Linked DNA regions of Homo sapiens: region 2 is linked to region 1. Evidence: chromatin loops called from intact Hi-C (ENCODE). Cell type or tissue: PC-9. All regions are shown on one strand. Links, peaks and the distances in the headings refer to the core of each region. The heading gives the core; the rest is flanking DNA. Region 1 has its middle 33 kb from the start of FGFBP1. Region 2 overlaps FAM200B (family with sequence similarity 200 member B).

What was found. Peaks named below come from ENCODE experiments on the same cell type or tissue, not always from the same donor. Only the 100,000 strongest peaks of a DNase experiment are listed, where the experiment ranks them.
Region 2: a loop joins it to region 1, with 8 times the contacts of the local background. A loop is called at or near these places in 2 of 110 quality-filtered maps.

Annotation. Positions count from the first base shown.
Region 1 is chr4:15,900,343-15,911,324 of GRCh38, forward strand. No RefSeq gene overlaps it. Among named protein-coding and RNA genes, the nearest start is that of FGFBP1, 33 kb to the right of the region's middle. RefSeq lists a silencer at 9,250-9,410. In PC-9, for the core only: no CTCF peak of the experiment used is centred there; a DNase peak (open chromatin) is centred at 5,919; H3K4me3 peaks cover 1,095 bases; H3K27ac peaks cover 4,172 bases.
Region 2 is chr4:15,685,534-15,696,515 of GRCh38, forward strand. It overlaps FAM200B (family with sequence similarity 200 member B), which reads left to right. Exons shown (of 2, transcript NM_001145191.2): 2 at 703-4,914. The coding sequence starts at 1,445. The coding sequence ends at 3,418. Among named protein-coding and RNA genes, the nearest start is that of FAM200B, 9.2 kb to the left of the region's middle. RefSeq lists an enhancer at 9,602-10,198. In PC-9, for the core only: no CTCF peak of the experiment used is centred there; DNase peaks (open chromatin) are centred at 5,048 and 9,058; H3K27ac peaks cover 4,035 bases.

The DNA.
Region 1 (10,982 bases), core at 1,149-9,148:
TATAGGCTGCTTTATTAGGATCTAATCAAGTATCATATATTACTTTTGGTTATGTTTCCTTTGTCTGTTTTCACCCAAAGCAGTCCCTTTTGGATTTTTTATGCTTAACATTGCCTTGTGAATAATCTAGCCAATCTATAAAGCCAAACTAAGAATTAGCTGATTCAATAACATACTAAATCTTAGTTTGCCTGGTTGCTGGTTGCTTCCTTCTTTTTTCTCTTTTTCTCTTTCTTTTTCTTTTTTTTTTTTTTTTTTTAGACAGGATTTTCTTCTGTGGCCCAGGCTGGAGAGCAATGGCATGATCTCAGCTCACTGCAACCTCCACTTCCTGGGCTCAAGAGATCTTCCTGCCTCAGCCTCCCGAGTAGCTGGGATTACAGGCATGCACCACCACACCCAGCTAATTTTCCATATTTTTTGTAGCAATGGGCTTTCGCCATGTTGCCCAGACTGGTCTTGAACTCCCGGACTCAAGCAATCCATCCACACTGGCATTCCAAAGTGCTGGAATTACAGGTGTGAGCCACCATACCTAGCCCTGGTTATTTCTTTCTAATATCATTTAAATCATTCCTTTAGTCGCTGTATTTCTTGTAATCTTAGATTCACATTGAACACTTTTGCCCAAAATATTTATATATTAGCTTCCCATTACCACTGTAACATAGTATCACAAATTTAGTGGCCCAGAACAAGACAAATTTATCATCTCACACAAATTTATTCTGATTGGGTCCTCAATCCTGCCATGCAGTGTCTGCTGCTTCTTCCTTCTTCTCCTCCTTCTTCTCTTCTTCTTCCTCTCCTTCTCCTTCTCCTTCTTCTGCTGCTGCTAATGCTTCCTCTTCCATTTCCACTTCCACTTCCACTTCTTCTTCTCTTCTGCTTCTGCTTCTTCTTCTTTTTTTAGAGACAGGGTTTTGTCCTGTCGCCCAGGCTGGAGTACAGTACTGGAAATATGGCTTGCTGCAGCCTTAACCTCCTGGGGTCAAGCCAATCTTCCTGCCTCAGCCTCCTGAGTACTTAGAAGCCCTACACAGGTCTCAGCGGACGAAAATCAACATGTCGGCAGGGCTATGTTCTTTTCTAGGAGTTTCAGGGTACAATCTGTTTCCTTGAGTTTTTTATCTTTTAAAGGCCACCCACATTCCTTGGCTGTAGCCCCATCTTCCATCTTTAAAGCCAGCACCATCATCTCTTTTTGTCCATACACATTTCTCTCTGACTACAGCTAGGAAAGGGTCTTCTCTTTTAGGGGTTCATGTAATTAGATTGAGCCCAACTAGATATTCAAGATGCCATCCCCATCTCAAGTCCCTTACCTTGATATGGAAATTTTCTTTGGTCGTGGAAGATAACATATATGTAGGTTCCAGGAATTAGAACATGGACACCCTTGTTGGGGACTGAACAGTATTCTGCCTCCAGCTTCATAGGGGATACTTTTTATGTCATCTTGCTGAGAAGTCCATTAGGAAACTGTCATCTTTTAGTGAGGCCAAATTCAGGGCATTTAAGTGTAAATTGGAGAGGGAGGCAGTTAACCAAGCTGTGGGTCTCAGAACTACCTCAAAGTGGCAGGGAGGGGATTTTAAAAATGTAGCTGTCAGAGCCTCATAACAGAGATTCTAATTCATTAGGTCAGGCCTGGCAGCTGCCATATTTGCCATCCAGAAGTGGGTGATTCACACCTGCACAAGCCTGGAGCCCATCCCTGAACAACCAGGCACCTGTAGTCCCAGCTACTAGGGAGAGATAACAGGTGGAGGCTCATTTTCTTGATCCCCTTCTGAAGTTGGCCTCTCAGGGACACCTCGCTGGTGGAGTCTTTTCCCAATTTGTCAAAAGTCATCAGCAAGAATGAAAGCACAGATGACAGTCAAAGCGAATGAATTTTCTAAGGGAAGTGGTTACTGACAGATTTCCTTTCTCAGGGTTGGTGGATTTACTCATCTTGGTCAAAGGCAAGGAAAAGGTGGGTAGCAACATCTATTTGCCAACTTTTATGGCAATATTTAGTATTTAAATTATATGGATAGATTTTGTTAACAATTTTTTAAATTAAAACGGCAATACATGAACGTTAAAATTTTTTAATGCAGATGTGTATAAAGTAAAAAGACTTTCCCCCCAGTTATCCTCTTTTAAACAGCTACTGTTATATTTCTTTCTAGTAATATATTGTGTATATAACAAACATACTTATATAGACATGTCCATATTTTTCTTATACAATTGAGAACATCTTGCACACACACTGTTCTGTATTTTGCCTTTTCCCCTTGGGCCTGATTTTATATCAGCCCAAAATATCTTCTGCATCCCTTTTCACAATTGCAAACCTTAGATGGATATCTACGATTTATCTTGCCACTTCCCAACTAATGTTCTTTTAGGTTGTTTCCAGCTTTCGCTATTACAAACACTACTGCAATAACTAATGTTGCATACATGTCACTTACCACATGTATTTTAGGGCAATATCCAGAAATGGATCTTCTGAGTTAAAGGGTTGGCTTATTTAAAAGTTTGAATAGATATTACCAAACTTCTTTCTAAAGAGATTGTGGTAATCATACTACTACTAACAGAGTCGGAGAGTGCCTGTTTCAAAACATCCTCTTTTGTGCCCACACTTAAGCAATAAGAGTCTCAAACTGGAGTCTGTTGCTATTTTTTTTTTCTTTTGAGACAGAATCTCTTTTGTCACCCAGGCTGGAATGCAGTGGCAATCTCAGCTCACTGCAACCTCTGCCTCCTGCATTCAAGTGATTTTCCTGCCTCAGCTTCCCAAGTGGCTGGGATTACAGGTGTGCACCACCACACCTGGCTAATTTTTTTTTCTGTATTTTTAGTAGAGATAGGGTTTCACCACGTTGGCCAGGCTGGTCACAAACTCCTGATCTCAAGTGATCTGCCCACCTTGGCCTCCCAAAGTGCTGGGATTATAGGTGTGAGCCACAGCACCCAGCCTGGAGTCTGTTTTTATAGGTGCCCCTTGTCCAGGGCTCAAGCTTTGTGAGTATAGGGGAAAGAGCACTGGTCTAAAAATCAGAGCTTCTATGTCCTGGTCATGGCTCTCTAATTCCCTAAAAGACTGAGCAAGTTATTTCCACTCTCTGGTACTCCAGTTTCTCATCTGATGAAAAGAGCTTTGACCTAGAGAAATGCTGAATGATTCCAAATCTGTGGTTCCCATCTGATGTGGCAATTGCCAATCACCACAATGTATAAAAGAAGCTCAATCAATGTCTCATTATGAGCCAACCTCCACGTTTAAGTGCCCTGTGAGATGCCAAAGATGAAGTGTAAGAATTGATCTTTTAAGAAAGATAGCTGGCAAACTTCAAGGAATTGGTGAACCACAAATGACTGCAGATAATCAAGTGTCCAGTTGGATGGCATACACTATAGGGACTGAGATTGTTCATGGGAATGAGGCCTGGGTGTAACCAGAGGATTCACGCAGAAAGATGTCATTTTTCTAAGATTTTACAGATAAGTGGAAATTGACCCAGCAGTGGTGGTAGAAAGGAAGCTGTGGTCACAGTGGGCCACAGAAGTCAGGGCATGGAGGTGTGCAAGTCCAATCAACATGATGAAACAAGGTGCTGGAGTGTGGGAAAGCCTCTTGATATGGTTTGGCTGTGTCCCTACCCAAATCTCAACTTGAATTGTAGCTCCCATAATCCCCACGTGTTGTGGGAGGGACTCACTGGGAGGTTATTGAATCAAGGAGGCAGGTTTTCCCATGCTGTTTGTATGATAGTGAATAAGTCTCACTAGACCTGATGGATTTATAAAGGGCAGTTCCCCTGCACACGTTCTCTTGACTGTCACCATGTAAAATGTGCCGTTCCTCCTCCTTCGCCTTCCGCCATGATTGTGAAGCCTCCTCAGTCATGCAGATGTATGAGTCCATTAAACCTCTTTTTCTTTATAAATTACCCAGTCTCAGGCATTTCTTCATAGCTGTATGAAAATGGACTAAAACAACCCACACCAAATATGGTCGTGCCTTATCACTTGTTTGCCCAATTGCTGAGAAACAACAGTGAACTCCTAATCTCCACCACCAACGTTCCTTCTACAACATTTCCTGTCTCAGGTGATGCCAACTCCATTCTTTGAATTTGGTTAGACCTTCAGACAATTTTTGGCTGCTCTTATTCATAACCCATGCCAGTCCATCTCCAAATCCTATTGAAACCAGCTTCAAATATATCCATAATCCAAGTTTTCTCTCCACCTTCACTGCTCCCACCTTGGTCCATGCTACAGTGGTCTCTCAGCTGGATTGCTGGGACTACCTCTTACCTGGTCTTCTATCTCACCCATGACACCCTGTATGCTATTCTCAGCATACCAGTAGAGTAACCTGTTTGAGATAAAAGTCCAATAATGTCACTCCTCCTATAGCCTCACATGCCACCCAGAGTGAAAGTCGGTCTTCATAATGACATACAAGATCCTATGGGTCATGACCTGACCCTGACCCCCACCCAAACATTAGATCCTTCCATTCTTTCCCCCTCACTCTTCCCTGTCTCTCCAACCCTATTAGCCTCCTTGTTGCTCCAGACACGCTCCAGCCTCAGAATTACGGCATTAGCCATTCCCTCCACAGGGAAAACTCTTTCCCAAGATATCAGCAAGCTCACACCCTGGCTGTCTTCTCAATGAATTGTACCATGAAAACCCTATTTAAAATGGCAATCTGCTTTCGCCTCCCCTCCATTCTCAATTCCCCATAATGCTCTGCTTTCTCTCATAGCACTTACTTTGCTATATAATTAAATGATTTTCTTACATTTATTGTTCATTGCCGGTCTTCCGCTTTCCACCAGGATTTTTGCCTGATTGTTGCACTGCCTGGCTCCACGTTTGTTGAATGAAAGAGTAAATGAATCATGGAATATTCTGATGGCGGGCTATGGAGACAGAGTGAGTTGGACAGTCACCACTAAATAGATATTTTCCCTCATCCTGTTTTCATGTTCTCTGCCCAGGAAACTGGTGTGTTCTAGTCTGAGTCTCTGTTGAATGCCAACTGATCCCGTAGGGATTAAGAGGGATACACATGCAGAGCAGTCACATCCAGGGCTTTGCTTTCCGGCTGCCCCTACTCGTTGTGTAAACCACCCTCCCTGGACCTCAGTTTTCTTATCTGCAAATTGGGGGCAATGATGCAAACTTCCCAGAGAAGATTAAACAAGATAACGGTTCAAAAGCATTTTAGCAGGATGCCTGCCATTTTATAAGCGCTTAATAGGTCTTAACAAATTATTAGTATTTAAGGGAGGCTTTATATCTTCCTCTAGAATGTGCATCCCGGAGGGGGTACTCCGAGTCAGATGAAGCTTCTTGCTTTAAGGGCACTCATGGTGTAACTGGATGGGGGTGGCCTGGCAGCCACACCTTTGGGACCATGACACCCCCCTTCCACTGTCTTCACATCGAACCAGCTGATCTTGCCTAGTCCTCATTTCCTATCCCATGTGATGACTTTTGCCAGTGACGCGGAAAAAGCCAGTTTAGGTCTTAGGGAAAATAAATAAAATTTTAAAAAGCTAGTCTAAGCCCAGCTCTTGCTTTTTTGTTTTGTTTTTTAAAACCAGCTCGGAGCGGGCTGGAGCAGGGGAGGAGGTGGGGCCGGGGAGCGCGCCCCGAGCCCGCCAGCTCGCTGGGGCAAGTGCAAGCCGGGTGCCTGCCGAGGGCGGCGGCCCCGCGGATTGGCCTCGCGCGTATGGGGCGACATCAGGCGGCGGGCGGGCCCGGGCGGGGCTGGCCTCTGGCCTGGGGCGCCACTGCTCTGCTGGGTGCGTCCTGCCCCTGCCCGAGTTCCCTTTTTCTCCAGGTGTGATTAGGCAAGCTTGCGAGCACCCAGCTGCTGGCTGCCAAGTGGGTGACTCACTCTGCCAGGTGGGTGGGGTGAGAAAGTGAATTTGGAAAGAATGAGAAAGGTTTCCTGACGCAGAGATGGCCACTTTCAAAGGAGCTTCCGCTTCCCCTCCATACAAAGGGCCATGTATTGACCCATCTGCTAAGTACCGGGCACTGTGTGGCGTGCTTATGCGCTCTGGCTCATTGCACCCTCTCAGCAAGCCCGACAGTAGAGGCTGCTTTAAATTCCTACTTTATAGGTAAGGAGAAGGGGGGCGCAGAGAGATAAGAACTGTCCCCTTGCTGCAGTCAGGCTTCCAGCCTCAGCCCCTTGCCTTGAAAAGGACTGAACCAATCCCATCCTCTTTTTTCTTTTTTTAAAGGAATGTAAGTTGCCATGAATAAGCATCTTCTTATTTATCCCAGATTTTCTTGGGGACTTAAAACTAATATTTCGCATTATAGGTGGTGACAAGGAGCCCACACAGACCTCAACTTCCACCAGCCTGAAAATGATGCTCCCAATTCTGCCCTTCAAACCTGTTTGTCTTGGATTTCTTATTTGTTTTTATTTTATTTCATTATTTTATTTAATGTTTTGAGACAAAGGTCACTCTGTTGCCCAGGCTGGAATGCAGGGGCGCCATTATAGCTCACTGTAGCCTCTATCACCCCAGCTCAAGTGATCCTTCTACCTCAGCCTCCTGAGGAGCTGGGTCTATAGGTGCATGCCACCACACCTGGCTAATTTTTTAATTATTTGTAGAGATGAAGTCTCATTACGTTGCCCAGGCTGATCTTGAACTCCTGAGCTCAAGCAATCCTCCTGCCTGGGCCTTCTAATGTGCTGGGATTACAGGCATGAGCCACGGCGCTTGGCCTTGAATTTCTAATGTCACTGAATCACTGAATCAGAAATTTAGAAAGGGGTCCAAACTGCCCACTGCCTCTGGACTGTTCTCCTGGCAGCCTAGGAAGTGTAGGCTCTTCCTGCCTGTAGCTCCAACCAGGCCAGGCCAGCCTAGTCCCCTCCAGATTGTTCTGGATATAGGAGGTGACCCTGCATCTTGACTGCCTGCCTCAGAGGTCTCAAAAATTTTGCCCTCAGGACCCCTTTATGATCTGAAAAATTATTGAGAACTCCAAAAAGCTTCTGTTTCTGTGAGTTATGGCTGTTAATAGTTACTGTATTAGAAATTAAAACTGAGAAAATAAAAAACCATTATTTTAAAACAATAGTAAACCCATGACATGTTCACAGAAACAGTTTTATAAAAAATAACTGTATTTTCCAAAACCAAACATAACTAGAATAGTGACATTGGTTCACATTTTTGCAAATCTCTTTAGTGTCTGCTTTAATGAAAGCCAGCTGGCTTTTTCTGCTTCTGCATCCAATCTGTCATGATACCACTGTAGCTTCTGGAAAACTCCACTAGTGGCCCTGGAGGGAGAGAGCGTGAAAGAGGCAAATAATATCTTAGTATATTAGGACAATAGTTGTGACTTTAGAAACCCCTGTAAGGGTCTGAGACTTTTGGGAAGTCTCCAGACCAAGTCTTGGACTGCTTGATTTTCATTTCCAATTCATATTCTGCCAAACATTACTGCTTTGTGCTCACTCATCTAAATAAAGCTTGTAAGGGTCCTGGACATCAAACAGTAAAATAGGTAACTCCCTAAACCAAATAAAATGGAGCCATTTGAAAAATATTTTCTTCTTATTTCAATTCAGTATCTTCCTAACTACAATAAAATCAGAAAATTGTGAATACCTATGAGCTTGTATACCCAAAGACACTCATCAGTACCAATGTGAGTATATGAAACTGACAATATACCAGGGCAAGAGAGTCCCTGCCTATGGTAGGCAGAAAAATTCCCCTGCCTCCAAGATGCTCACATCTGAATTTCTGGAACCTGTGAATATGTTGCCTTACACAGCAAAAGGGAATTAGTAGTTATGTCAACATTAAGAATCTTAAAATGGAGTGAGCATCCTGGGTTATCCAGGTGGGCCCAGTAATAGTCATGTTTATCATTAAAAGAAAGGAGACCCTTTCTCACCTGTGGTCAGAGGGAAATATGACTATGGAAGGAAGGGTGGTCAGAGAGATGCAATGATGCTGGCTTTGGGGATTCAAGAAGGAACCACAAGCCAAGGAATGTGAATGCCCTCTAGAAGATGCATCAGGCGAATTAGTGGATTGTTCCCTGGAGCCTCCAGAAAGGAATGCACCTTGCCAACACCTTGATTTTAGCCCCGTGAGAACTTGTTGGCCTTCTGACTTCCAGAACTGTAAGATAATACATTTCTGTTGTTTTAAGCCATTACGTTTGAGTTAATTTGTTACATCAGCCATAGGAAACTAACACACTGCTTCTGCCTTCTCTTTCCTCCACTAGAATTTGGGGTGTCCCAGGCTGTGCAGGGCAGGCCAACAGAGAAGTCCAGGGGGGCTAACGGAAATGAGGAGTTCAAGTATACAGCCTCTCTAATCAATGAGCTGAGACCCCTGTCTATTGTCCTTAAACAAGGCTACATCAAGGTCTGGGTATCCCCAGACGATACCCATTACCCTATACCTAGGAAGAGGAAAGTGTACATTGACACGTCGGAAGCTCTTGCTCAAAACCTGTTTGGAGAGTGCTGGCTTGCTTTCTTATGAAGTGTATTAGTCTGTTCTCCTATGGCTATAAAGAAATACCTGAGACTGGGTAATTTATAAATAAAAGATGTTTAATTGACTCACAGTTCCTCAGGCTGTACAGGAAACATGATGCTGGCATCTGTGTGGCTTCTGGGGAGACCTCAGGAAACTTACAATTATGGCAGAAGATAAAGAGTGAGCAGGCATGTCACAAGACCAGAGCAGGAGCAAAAGAGTGAGGGAGGAGGTGACACACTTTTAAACAACCAGATCTCACAAGCACTCACTCACTATCTCGAGGACAATACCAAGGCGGTGGTGCTAAGTCATTCATAAGAAATCCGCCCCATCATCCAATCACCTCCCACCAGGCCCCACCTCCAACACTGGGGATTACATTTCAATATGAGATTTGGGCAGAGACCCTCGATGTCTTAAGTGAAATAAGAGAATAATGATTGTGTTATATTGTGGACAGACATGTTCTGCCTGGGGAAAGAAATAACAGGACAATCCACTTTCTTCCTGATTGTCACCACATGAAATAGTTACCTGGTTGATCCCACAGAGCTTGGCCATGGACCATACACAAAATATGACTTCCTGATAGCTCGGGGCCCAGGACTTTTCCAAACTTCCAAGAACACCACTCTCAGTGGAAGGCTCGAAGCAGTGCAGGTAAGAGTTGAACATTACTTGGCAATGTATTTGATGGGCAAGAAAGGCACGCTAGGTGTCTGCTTAGGTATCCTGAAATTTCTGAAGTTTATTTTTTAATTTAAAAAAAATTTTTTTTTAGAGAGGGTGTCACTAGGTCACCTAGGCTGGAACACAGTGGCATGATCTTCGCTCACTGCAGCCTCAGCGTGACCTCAGGTGATCCTCTCGTCTTAGCCTCCCAAGTAGCTGGAACTACAGGCATAGGCCACCACACCCAGCTAATTTTTTGTGATTTTTGTATATACAGGATTTTGCCATGTTGCCAAGGCTGGTCTCAAACTTCTGCACTCAAGCATTCTACCTGACTCAGCCTCCTAAAGTGAGTTTCTAAAGCTTTACAATGAAAAAAAAAATCAAAGTCCTGGCTTGCCAAGTGAGGGGAGCCATCTCTACTTTGATGGACACTGAGACATCAGAGAGGTAGCACCTCCCCACCCGGAGGTCCCAGTCAAGGAGACCTGCCTGTCACAATGAAGCCTAAGAAATAAAAATTAAATTCTAAGCCCCCACAACTGACTGAATGAACCATCTCTTGGGCAAGGAGACCCCAACCTTGAAAACTGAGTTCTCAGGTATGACAGTATAGGAGGTTGAACACACCACCTTATACCTCCTTCCTCATAAGCCACCATGAGCCTTTCTTCCCTAAGGGCTAAACAGAAACCAGCCCTTTCAAAAGACCTCACCACTACTGTCAACTAACTGCCTGATGCTGCTCCTCCTTTTTTGCCTAATAAGAGACTACTGACCAGGGAGTGGTTCCAACCAGTCTAATGGGAGAATGCCTATTAAGGGTTTGTGTGTCCTCTGCTTCACCTTTGGGCATCAGATGGCCCAAAACTCCACCCTCAGATCATGCTAACACTGCCATTTTTTTGTGCATGGGACTCCAGAAGTGGCATGAAGTTCAATCGTGTATATTTCTCCTTTTGTAAATATTCATGACTCCTCCTATAGCTTATAGAATATATATATTCAGCTACCATGCTCAGCATAAATTCCTGTTCCCCTTGCCTCTCCCCTAAGGTTTTTGTTGTTGGCTTTTGGCCAGACTCTGCTTCCTAGCCTATCAGAATGGTCACCCTGCAGGCGGCAGTGGTTTATGAGAAATAAAGCTCTCCTTTCCAGATTTATGAACCTTCACATTCTTCAGTTGACAGGCCATATGGACTCTATCACCACCTCTGACTGGCAGGTTCAGACCTACCCCAAGATGCCTTGGGACTTGGCTTGCATGTCTCGTTCAGCATAAGGTCCTCTGCTCCTCGGGTACCTGGTCTGAAGACCCTCTGGGTACAGCTTCCGCAGAGCAAAAAGTGCCTCTGCCATCGGACCATGCTTTCACATCTTACCTGCCTTCTCTGCAACTTCAGTGCCCCTGCCCTCAGCAGAGGGGACAAAACAAGCAGAGTCAGTTCATCATCTGAGAACATGCTCCATTCTGGAACCTTTTCTTAAATATCTCATCTGTGTCAGGTGCTGTGTTCAGGCTTAGGGAAACACAGGTGAATAAAACACCATCTCCAACACAGACTCACAGGATTGTAAGATTAACAAGGGACCCCAGCAGTCAATCTGCAATTCACTAAACTTTAAGGAGCACTTACTAAGATCCAGGCATTAGGTATATGGAGGTAAAGCAGACATTTCTATGCCCTTCAGGAGCTCACAGCTAAATCAATGCATGCAGGGAACTGTGGCAGCTGTAAAAAAGGCAGAAGAGCA
Region 2 (10,982 bases), core at 1,685-9,684, 210 kb before region 1:
GATGTCTGTGTTGGGAGTTGGGGGATTCTGGATTGGTTAGTTTGCATAGGAATTAGCTAACCCTGGGAGAGGTAGTACCTCTCCAGTCATCAAGGACCCACCTAGATACCAAATGATTAACAATACAAAAATAAGAAAGTACAATTAATACAAACAGTCATAATAAAGATACAGTATTAACACAGTTAAGACGTGGAAATTTTAATAAATAAACACTACAGTAAATGTAGGACTGCACCCCTCCCAAAAAATTTGAGATAATTTGATGGAAAGGTGTGTAAGGAAGGGTTGAAACTACTGTTATGGTCATAAGACTGAAATATACTATGATCCAAGAGAGCAGTGCAGCACTACCAAGGCAGGCATGACCAAGATAGGTGCGGCCAAGCAAAAAGGAAGTATGTATGGTGAATAAGCTATACTCCTTCATGGCTTGCTGTATTCTGTTTTGTTAATATACTTTCCAAGTCCTGATGCCAACTTCTGGGTTTTACTGTCACTATTTTTCTATTTACTAATCTCAGTTGAAGTGGTTTGCCTTACAGAAATAGGCCTAAGCCAATATAAGATAGTGATAAAGAGAGCTATAGACTGTTTGCCTCACCATCTATGATCTTGGATATCATAAAGGCCCCCATAGCTGGCAGTAATACTACTTTGTACTGTGATGCTTTAATGTCTTATCTCTGGTCTTATTCCCAGGTCAAGGATGCATTCCAGGAAAGTTCTATAAAAATATACCATCAACTCCAACCTGATATTTGACCTAGCCATGGAAAACCTCATTGGCTCCTCACTGGATCAGACCATAAAAATGATCCAGGAATGAAAATCTAAGATAAATTCCCACCACTTCAAGATGTTCTTATACAAGTCAACAGTCTAGCAGATCAGCCAGTCTCTTTCATCATCAAGCAGACATACTCAAGGTACCAACACAGCAAAGGCACAAAATGTCTCTATATCAGTATTTTTCATGGTATATGTGAGACCCATTAGTGAGGCATGAAATCAATTCTGTGAGTCACAATGAACATTTGTCTAAAAAACAAAATAAAATGTAAAATACCAAAGTGTTTTGCATGAATCCTTTGCCTGAATTGTGCACATTGCAAGGAATGCTGAGGTCAATTTCAATATGCGAGAGGGGTATTTGATGGAGGAGATATGATGAATAGAATGTATATTGGCTAAGAAATGGTTTTCAGTCATTGATTCCTGGGTGTCTTGCTTGATTTTCATAATAGCACGGTTAATGTTCTATAGTCAAGTTTTATATTACAATTACTTGCAACTAGTTGTGAAGTCTGAAATATTCGATTCAATTGCAAACTTTGAGTGTAGTTTTTGAAAAGATGTTATTTAGACTGTATATTTTTTTCTTCTTTTTTGAGTTAGTGCCAATTATAACATTTTAATCAAACTGGAACAAATTGCTATTAAAATGGATCATTTCTTTATTAAAAGAAAGAGGAATAGTGAAGTGAAATATACAGAAGCATGTTCAAGTTCATCTGTTGAATCTGGAATTGTGAATAGTGACAATATTGAGAAAAATACTGACTCCAATCTGCAAACTTCAACTTCATTTGAGCCACATTTCAAAAAGAAAAAAGTAAGTGCAAGACGTTATAATGAAGATTACTTAAAATATGGCTTTATCAAATGTGAAAAACCCTTTGAAAATGACAGACCTCAGTGTGTTATTTGTAATAATATTCTTGCGAATGAAAGCTTAAAACCTTCGAAATTAAAAAGGCACTTAGAAACTCAGCATGCTGAACTTATTGATAAGCCTCTTGAATATTTTCAAAGAAAGAAAAAAGACATAAAGTTATCAACACAATTTCTTAGTTGTTCTACTGCTGTTAGTGAGAAAGCCTTATTATCATCATATTTAGTTGCATATCGTGTGGCAAAAGAGAAAATAGCTAACACAGCTGCTGAAAAAATTATTCTTCCAGCATGTTTGGATATGGTGCGTACAATATTTGATGATAAATCAGCTGATAAATTAAAAACTATACCTAATGATAACACAGTATCTCTTCGAATTTGTACTATTGCAGAACATTTAGAAACAATGCTTATTACTCGTTTACAGTCTGGTATAGATTTTGCAATCCAGCTTGATGAAAGCACTGATATTGGAAGCTGCACAACACTTTTAGTTTATGTCAGATATGCGTGGCAAGATGATTTTTTGGAGGATTTTTTGTGTTTTTTAAATTTAACCTCACACCTAAGTGGATTAGATATTTTTACAGAATTAGAAAGGCGCATAGTTGGCCAATATAAATTAAACTGGAAAAACTGTAAAGGAATTACAAGTGATGGCACAGCAACCATGACTGGAAAACATAGCAGAGTAATTAAAAAATTACTAGAAGTTACTAATAATGGTGCTGTGTGGAATCATTGTTTTATACATCGTGAAGGTTTAGCATCCAGAGAAATTCCACAGAATCTCATGGAGGTATTGAAAAATGCAGTGAAAGTTGTTAATTTTATTAAAGGAAGCTCATTGAATAGCCGGCTTCTTGAAACATTTTGTTCAGAGATTGGAACTAATCATACCCACTTACTATATCATACCAAAATTCGTTGGTTGTCTCAAGGGAAAATACTAAGCAGGGTTTATGAGCTCAGGAATGAGATTCACTTTTTTCTCATTGAAAAAAAATCTCATTTGGCAAGTATTTTTGAAGATGATACTTGGGTAACAAAATTGGCATATTTAACTGATATTTTTAGCATTCTTAATGAACTGAGTTTAAAACTACAGGGGAAAAACAGTGATGTATTCCAACATGTTGAACGTATCCAGGGATTTCGAAAGACATTATTGTTATGGCAAGTAAGACTTAAAAGTAATCGTCCTAGCTATTACATGTTTCCAAGATTTTTGCAGCATATTGAAGAGAATATTATTAATGAAAACATTTTGAAAGAAATAAAATTAGAGATATTGTTGCATCTCACTTCTCTGTCTCAAACTTTTAACCATTTCTTTCCAGAAGAAAAATTTGAAACATTAAGGGAAAACAGTTGGGTAAAAGATCCATTTGCTTTTCGACACCCTGAATCAATAATTGAGCTAAACTTGGTGCCTGAAGAAGAGAATGAATTATTGCAGCTTAGTTCTTCATATACATTGAAGAATGATTATGAAACCTTAAGTTTATCAGCATTTTGGATGAAGGTAAAGGAAGACTTTCCATTGTTAAGTAGAAAGAGTGTCCTGCTATTGCTACCATTCACAACAACTAGTTTGTGTGAACTAGGGTTTTCCATCTTAACGCAGTTAAAAACAAAGGAAAGAAATGGGCTGAATTGTGCAGCAGTTATGCGGGTAGCATTATCTTCCTGTGTTCCAGACTGGAATGAACTTATGAACAGGCAAGCACACCCATCATAGTAAATAAAAATCTTACCTAGCTTTTGTCTTTGTATTTCTTATTTTGTAGTATTTTTCTATGTTATATTTAAATGGTACTATAATACTGTGATACTTTTGTTATGTTTTAATTTTTGTTATATTTAATAAAATTATTTTATGTTCATTGAACAAAAATTTAATGAATTTCTGTTAGAGGCCAGGAACTATTCTAGAGACATTTGGGATACAAAAGTGAACAAAACAGGTAATTCCCTAGTAGAGTTTATATCCTGGCAAGGAGAAATTGACAATAAACCTAATAAATAAGGTTTATAATATTTAGAAGCTATTAAGTGCTATGGAAAGAGTAGTAAGAAGGAAGGTCAGGGAAGTACTGGGGAACCAAACCATGAAGGGTTCTGTAGACCATTATTGGGCCTCTGGCTTTTGTCAGTGGACTAGAGAACAGTTGAAGGGTTTAAGCGAAGGAGAGAAATGATCTGAGCTAGGTTTTAAAAGACACTCTGGTCACTATTTTAAATTCTTAGGGTAAGTCTGAATTAAATGTTACTTTCCCCTCACTGGGCATGGTGGCTCAGACCTGTAATCCCCGCACTTTGGCAGGCCATGGCAGAAGGCTCTGTTGAGCCCAGGAGTTCAAGACCATCCTGGGCAACATAGTGAGACCTTATTTCTACTAAAAATATTTTAAAAATAAGTCAGGTGTGGTGGTGCACACCTATAGTCCCAGCTACTCAGGAGGCTGTGGCAGGAGGGTCGCTTGACCTCAGGAGTTTGAAGTTGCAGTCATCTATGATTGCACCACTGCAGTCCAGCCTGAGCAACAGAGTGAAACCCTGTCTCGAGAAAATTAAATGTTACTTCCCTAAAAAAACCTTTTCTAACCACCCTAGGGTAAATCCTCCATTATTCCTTTATTTCTTTGTTTTCCTTGTAGTATATAATTTGTAATAATTTTGATTACTGATTGTCATTCTGCCACCCTGGAGTATATAATTTTTAATTATCTGATTACTGTTATTCTTCCATAGTAGGGGAGGTGATATCCATTTGCCTGATACATAGTATGTGTTCAATACACATTTGCTAAAGAATAAATGAATCAATAATACCTAACATCTCTAATTTGCAGTCATTCCCAAGAGTAATTATTAAATATGTGGCAAATTTCTTTGCCTTTTTACTTTTAAAAATCTAATTTTGACATAACTGCTGTAACCATCCAGAAACGGCATTGATGTTGCTTCACGTTGCTGATGCTTAAGCAATGTATATTGTGTAATATACAATGTAGTCTTCAAACTAATTTCAACTTCTGCCTTTCTGTGTACTCCCTTATCCCACTGGGTGATATTATTTGGCATGGTCATTGTCATTAAAATCATACAGGATAGTAATTCCTTTCCATCTGCTACCATGCCTAGCCTTATTTAATTTTTCAGATTTTCTGTTCTATTGAAGGTAATTGATTTTTTCTTTTTTTTTAATGCTTGAAATAAAGTGTTGAAAAACAATTCCCTGTGAATAGCTCATATTTCTGCACAGTCTGAATCCCGTTTGACCGTGTTCACATCCAAATTAAGAATGTGTAAAGGAAACATTCCAGGATAGTGACGCTAGAGATAGCACCTCCCCTAGAGACATCCCAGGGAAGTAAAGATAAAGCCTTCTCTTTTCTCACGCCAGGAGGGGAATTTGCCTACATTCCAGAAATAATGAGTAATCTCTCTGGAGAAGATAGGCAGACATGTCAGCAGCCCCATAAAAGCCTAGAGACTTAAAATTTGGGGCTCCTCTTCTGTAGTGCAACCCACTCCATGCAGAGGTAACACCTGGCCCTTACTGTATTACGTTATAGGAATTGGAGCATGGGGAACACATACAATGCTACTCTGGCTGCTGTTTTTGCTATGAATAAGAAATTGTGTCTCTGATCCAGAGGTTTGTGTGTTTCTGTGTGTCTCCTCTGTAAAATCTCTTTTACCATGTAAGGTAACATTCATGGGTTTCAGGCAGTAGGATGTAGACATCTTTGGGGAGGCCATTATTAAGCCTACTGTAGCACCCTCTGGTCCCCAAAGACTCATCCATCCCATGTGAAAAATACATTCACCCCTCCTAGGGTCCCCATAAATCTCAACCCATTATAGCATCAACTCAAGTCCAAATCTCATCTAAGTTTCATCAACTAAAAAGTCCCAAATCTCATATCTAAATTAGATATGGGTGCAGCTCTGAGTATAATCTACTCTGGGGCAAAATTTTTTATCTAAGGACCTATGAAACTAGAAAGCAAGTTCTGTGCTCTACAACAGTAGTGGGACAGAAATAGGGTAACATTCATAGATGTTCCCATTCAAAAAGGGAGAAAAAGCCAAAAAGAAGACACCAGCCAATTCCTTTCAAAGTCCCATGGACAAACTGCATTAGGTTACTAAGCCTGGGAATAGCTGTGGCTCCTGCACCTGCCCTCTGTACCTGGGGCTCCACCCTCAGAGCCATCTTTTTGGATGAGGAGTACCACATGTCTGCTACTAAATAGTTTTATTAGCCCATTTCCTGCTAGTAGAATTTAGGGAACTCGGTTGCCTTCTTTCATTTCAACCACTCTGTCCGTTTTAGTCCAATTTGACAGTGTTTCTATTGGTAAACAAAACATTGTGAGTCATAGGGATTCACTCCATTGAAAGAGGCTTCTCAACAGATGTTTCCTGAATAATCCTATCTCTAGTTGGGGCTTCTGCTGAGATTGGTTGAGGGGGTTTGTGAGTCACATGCCTCTTCAAAGAGCTCTGTGTATCTGAATACTGTAATCTTTTGTGCCTCCTAAGCAGTAGCAAAAGACTACCCACACTTACAAATAGTTAAGATAATAAATTTCATATTGTGTATATTTTACCACAATTTAAAATTCAAAAACTTTTTAAAAAAAGGATGTGCAGCCATATTGTTGGCTTTCTCGCCAGAGCATGTTTTCCTTACAGTGGATCTCTTAGCTTTGGCATCTTTTGCAATCTGGATAGGCTGAGAATTACTCAAATCATCAAATCATAGTTTCATTTTCTAACAGTTCTCTCAGTTTATCCCTTTTCTCTCTCATTTTTCTAAAAGTAACAAGAAAAATCCAAGTCAGACCTTCATCACTGCTTGGAAACTTCAACTATACAAGTTCATTGCTTAAAAGTTCTGTTTTCTTACAATTATAGGACACAATTCATCTAAGCTTTCTACCACTGTATAACAAGAACCCTCTTTCCTTTAGTTTCCAAAAATATGTTTCTCAATTTCTTGTGAGCCCTCACCAGCAGCACTTTTAACATCTATATTTCTACAGTTTATGGTGTGTTAAGATTTTCTCTAGTATGATACAGGTTTTCTCTACCATGCTGTTCACTTACTTCCAAGCCCTCATAACACCCGTATTTTTACTAACAGCCTATTCGAGCATATTTAGGCCTCTTCTATCATATTCCTAAGAATTCTTCCAGTCTCTCTACAGATTATCCAAATCCAAATTACTTCCATAATTTTAGTGTTTGTTACAGCAAAGTTGTCATAATTTGGGGCCAGAAAAATCTTTATCTTGATGACTGAACTCACCTATTCTCCAATCTTGCTTTTTCTTTGGGGTGCCTTCCTTGTGGACTCTGGTCAAGATTAAACAAGAATAATAGTCCTACTCCTGGTGATTCCCAAGTTCAACCTTACAAATGAAGGGGAAAAGGGGCAGAAAGAGTGATGGTTTCAGGTACCCTAATCTGTATTTGTTTCCTATTGCTGCTTTAGCAAATTGCCACATAGTGGCTTAAAGCAACATAAATTTATTCTTCTTTGGAGTCCAATGTATACTGGGCAAAAGTCGAGGTATCAGCAGGATTCATTCCATCTGGATTATTCAGGGAAGAATGTTTCCTTACCCTTCCAAGCTTCTGAAGTCTGCCTGCGTCCCCTGTCTTATGGCTCCTTCCTGCATCTTCAGAGCCAGCAGCATAATATCTTCAAGTATCTCTCTGCTTTTGCCATCACATTATTTTCTCTGTGTCTCTGATTTACCTGACTTCCTCCTGTAAGGACTCTTAAGATGACATTGGACTCATCCAGATCAGCCAGTATAATCTGCTCATCTCAAGATCCTTAATTTAATCACATCTGCAAAGGCCTTCTTACTATGTAAAGTAACGTATTCATAGGCTCCAGGGTTTAGGACATGGACATCTTTGCTGGCCTATTTTTCAGCCTTCCACAACGGACAATAAACACACAGAACATATTAGATAAGCATTCAAAACCATCAATGAGAGCACACTATGAAACACTATTCTAAGGCCTTTAAATGCATAATCTCTCTTCATTCTCTGGCAATCAAGAATTTTGGCCAAGAAAAGAAACACAGTTTTCAATAAGGAAGCTCAGAAATTATTGATAACTCATAATGATCAAGAGAACAAAGTGAAAATGCCTTAGCATTGTGCTCAATGGTTTTAAGATATGACCCTAACTTTCCTGTCCAATCTCCATCTGCAACCTGTTTACCAATCAAACTAAATTTTCAACTGTTTTCAGAAGCTCCATGGTTTTTCCTTTTCTGCCTTTGCTCAGGCAATTCGTTCCATCTGAAATCTCTTTTCCGCCAACTGTGTATATCAGCATACTACTATTTCTTCTAGAAATTTATGTAAGTGGAGTAATAAAGTTTGTGTTCTTTTACATCTAGCTTCTTTCATTCAGCATATTTTTAAAAGATTTGTCATTTTTTTGTATTGCTAAATAATACTCTATTATATGATGATGTTACAAGTTATTAATATATTGTTGTTGGACATTTGCATTGTTTACTGTTTTGAGTTACGAATTAAGCTTCTACAAACATGGGCACAAATCTTTGCATAGATGTATTTTCATTTTTCCTTTGGTAAATACCTAGGAATGGAATATCTTCTTTGGTGAGGCATTTGTTTAACTATTTTGCCAATTTTAAGATGTGGTTGTTTTTCTTATTTTTGAGTTTGTTGGATATAAAAAGCTCGAGGAATAAATGCTCGGTGCCGTGAAGTAAAACCAGCAGTCAGGCAAAAGTTTAATCCTGTCAGCAAGGCAATTGACTTCTGCAGAAGGGTGCCACTTGCATCAACTAAGATCGCAAGAGCACAGAGAACAAAGGAGACTGGGGGGTTTTTATATCCTTAACGCAATTCCTACTTCTGTGTCCCTCCCCCATGGGTAGGGTCAGACTGCACAATCTGAGCTGACCCTATTGGCTACTTGTACATATTTTTCTAAATATAAAAGGGGAGGGGGACGTGAGCTACAGAGGTGGAGCATGTGAGACGTGCAGTTTCAGGGACACAATGGGTGCAGGTAACCAAGGGAATAGATGTGAGTTATTGATTAGGGATGACAGAAAAGGGGTAGGCTGTTTTACAGTAACTAGGGACAAGGAGGAACAGGAAAGTTGAGTTTGAGAACAAAAGACAAGGAAGTTAGCAGGCTACATTTTTGAAGAGAAACTCAGAGAAATTCATTGTATCTTACAACTCCTCCCTTTTAAATTTTCTTATGATTTTTCTCTTCAAACTCTTTAACATGTCTTGGCTTTGCCGTTTGTTTTGATCTTCTAAAAGGAAAAGCTTACTTGAATAAGGTGGAGGAGAACTAAGGGAGGCTTTAGTAAGTGCTGTTTGTACAATCTTTTGTATTTGCCTATGGATGCATGGTATGACACATCACCTAACGAGTTCGTCTAGTACGATTGCAAGAGAAATAAGAATTGAGGCTATGTTTCCTTTATATTTACCAAACCACTTTCCTAGCCATTCTGAAATAGGGTCATTGACTTCAGAATTTTTAGTTAATGCATTGGATAAAGCAGTAAATCCCTGCAAGGCCTTTGTTATGCTTCCATTGGGAGCAGTGTTGTTTGGGATGAAGGTGCAATATTGGGTTTTAATTATAACACAAACCCTACCTTTTTTGGCTAATAACATGTCTAGAGCTATTCTGTTTTCCCAAGTCATTTGGCTAGTAGGCCTTAATTGGTCAGCTATTCCTTTGATAGCATCCTTGGTGTAATTAATAAACTGTTGCTGATTATAATAGATGTAATTTATCCAAGCCACATTTTTATTAATAGTTACCTGTGGAAATATGGATTTAAATTCTGCAGCTATTTGGTCATGGACTTTGAATCTGTTAGGCACTTCTTGTGGGACTCCAATGACGTCTATGTTAACTTGAGAGTCAAAAGATCCATAAGAGGCTTTTCTTCTTCTTTTTTTTTTTTTGGCGGGGGAGGTGTTGTGGTTTTTCTTTTTCTGGTTGATGAAATGTCAGGGTGAAAGGGATAGCCAATTAGACAAGAGTGTAAGTACCACTCCAGTTACCTGGCAGAGTGTCCAGTAAGTGTTCACCACAATACCACCATACATCTGTTTGAGGATGACTAAGGGCAGACTGATGAGTAAGCTCCTGGAAAGGCTTAAGCTCACGGCATCCCATTAAGCTTCCAAGGAATGCCAAATTCTCCCCCTGTGGTGACAGACACAAGGTGAAATTGACGGGAAAAGGAAGCTGAGTGGTCCTCGGGGGCTGACTCGCAGGGTGTTGGACTTCGGGATATAGCAGAGAGAGAGCCTGGCATGATTTGTTGCCCCAAGCCGTAGAATCCTGGAAGAGAGCTACCATGCAGCCCATGCCCGGTCGACTGGGAGACCATCCGAGTGGAAAGGGGACTCTCTGGGCCTCCAGCCGGCCATGCACACAAGCATAACAACTGCTTTTATTTAATGTACTTGGGAGGTGAGCATGCACAATGTGTTTAGGAAGCTGTATGCATGCCATCTGAGGCTTTCTTCCATTTTCCAGGGGAGTGCCCCTGGAAGGTCATACTCCACCATTTTGTCTCTTAATGTACATGCCCTGGAAGTTGCTTTTCCCTGGTCTCTGCATTCAATTAACCGTTTAGTGCCGCAGGTGTGGACCATAAGGAAATGGCCTCTCCCTGGTGTCAGCTGCCAATTTATCACTTTTAAAGAGGCAATGTAATAAGTGCCAAACCAACACCCGACATTCCTAGTGGGTGGGGGAAGAGCCCTCTCCTGCTGCACTCATGCCTGTCTAACTACATGTAACACACAGAACTTTTTCTTTTTTTTTTTTAAGCTCATCAGCTAATGCTAGTGCTTTTTATGTGTGGCTGAAGTTAGTGTTAGTCTTATGTTAGTGTTAGTGTTTTTTATGTGTGGGTTATTCCAATGTGGCCCAGGGAAGCCACAAGATTGGACAACCCTGTTTTTTACATACATGCCTTTGTCAGATACATGTATTGCAAGTACATCCCAATTTGTGGATTGCTCATTTTCTTAGTGGTGTTTTTTGAAGAGCAGAATTTCTTAGCTTTGATGAATGTCAATATATAAATTTGGTTTTTGGCTTTTGGTACGTAGACCCAAAATAAAATAGATATAAATATCCCCAAGAGCATAAATAATAGCAACATGTAGTAAAATAATTAAGAAGTTATGTATTTTGGATGTTTATTACCTTTGCTTTTATTTATTTTTTTGAGACGGAATCTGGCTTTGTA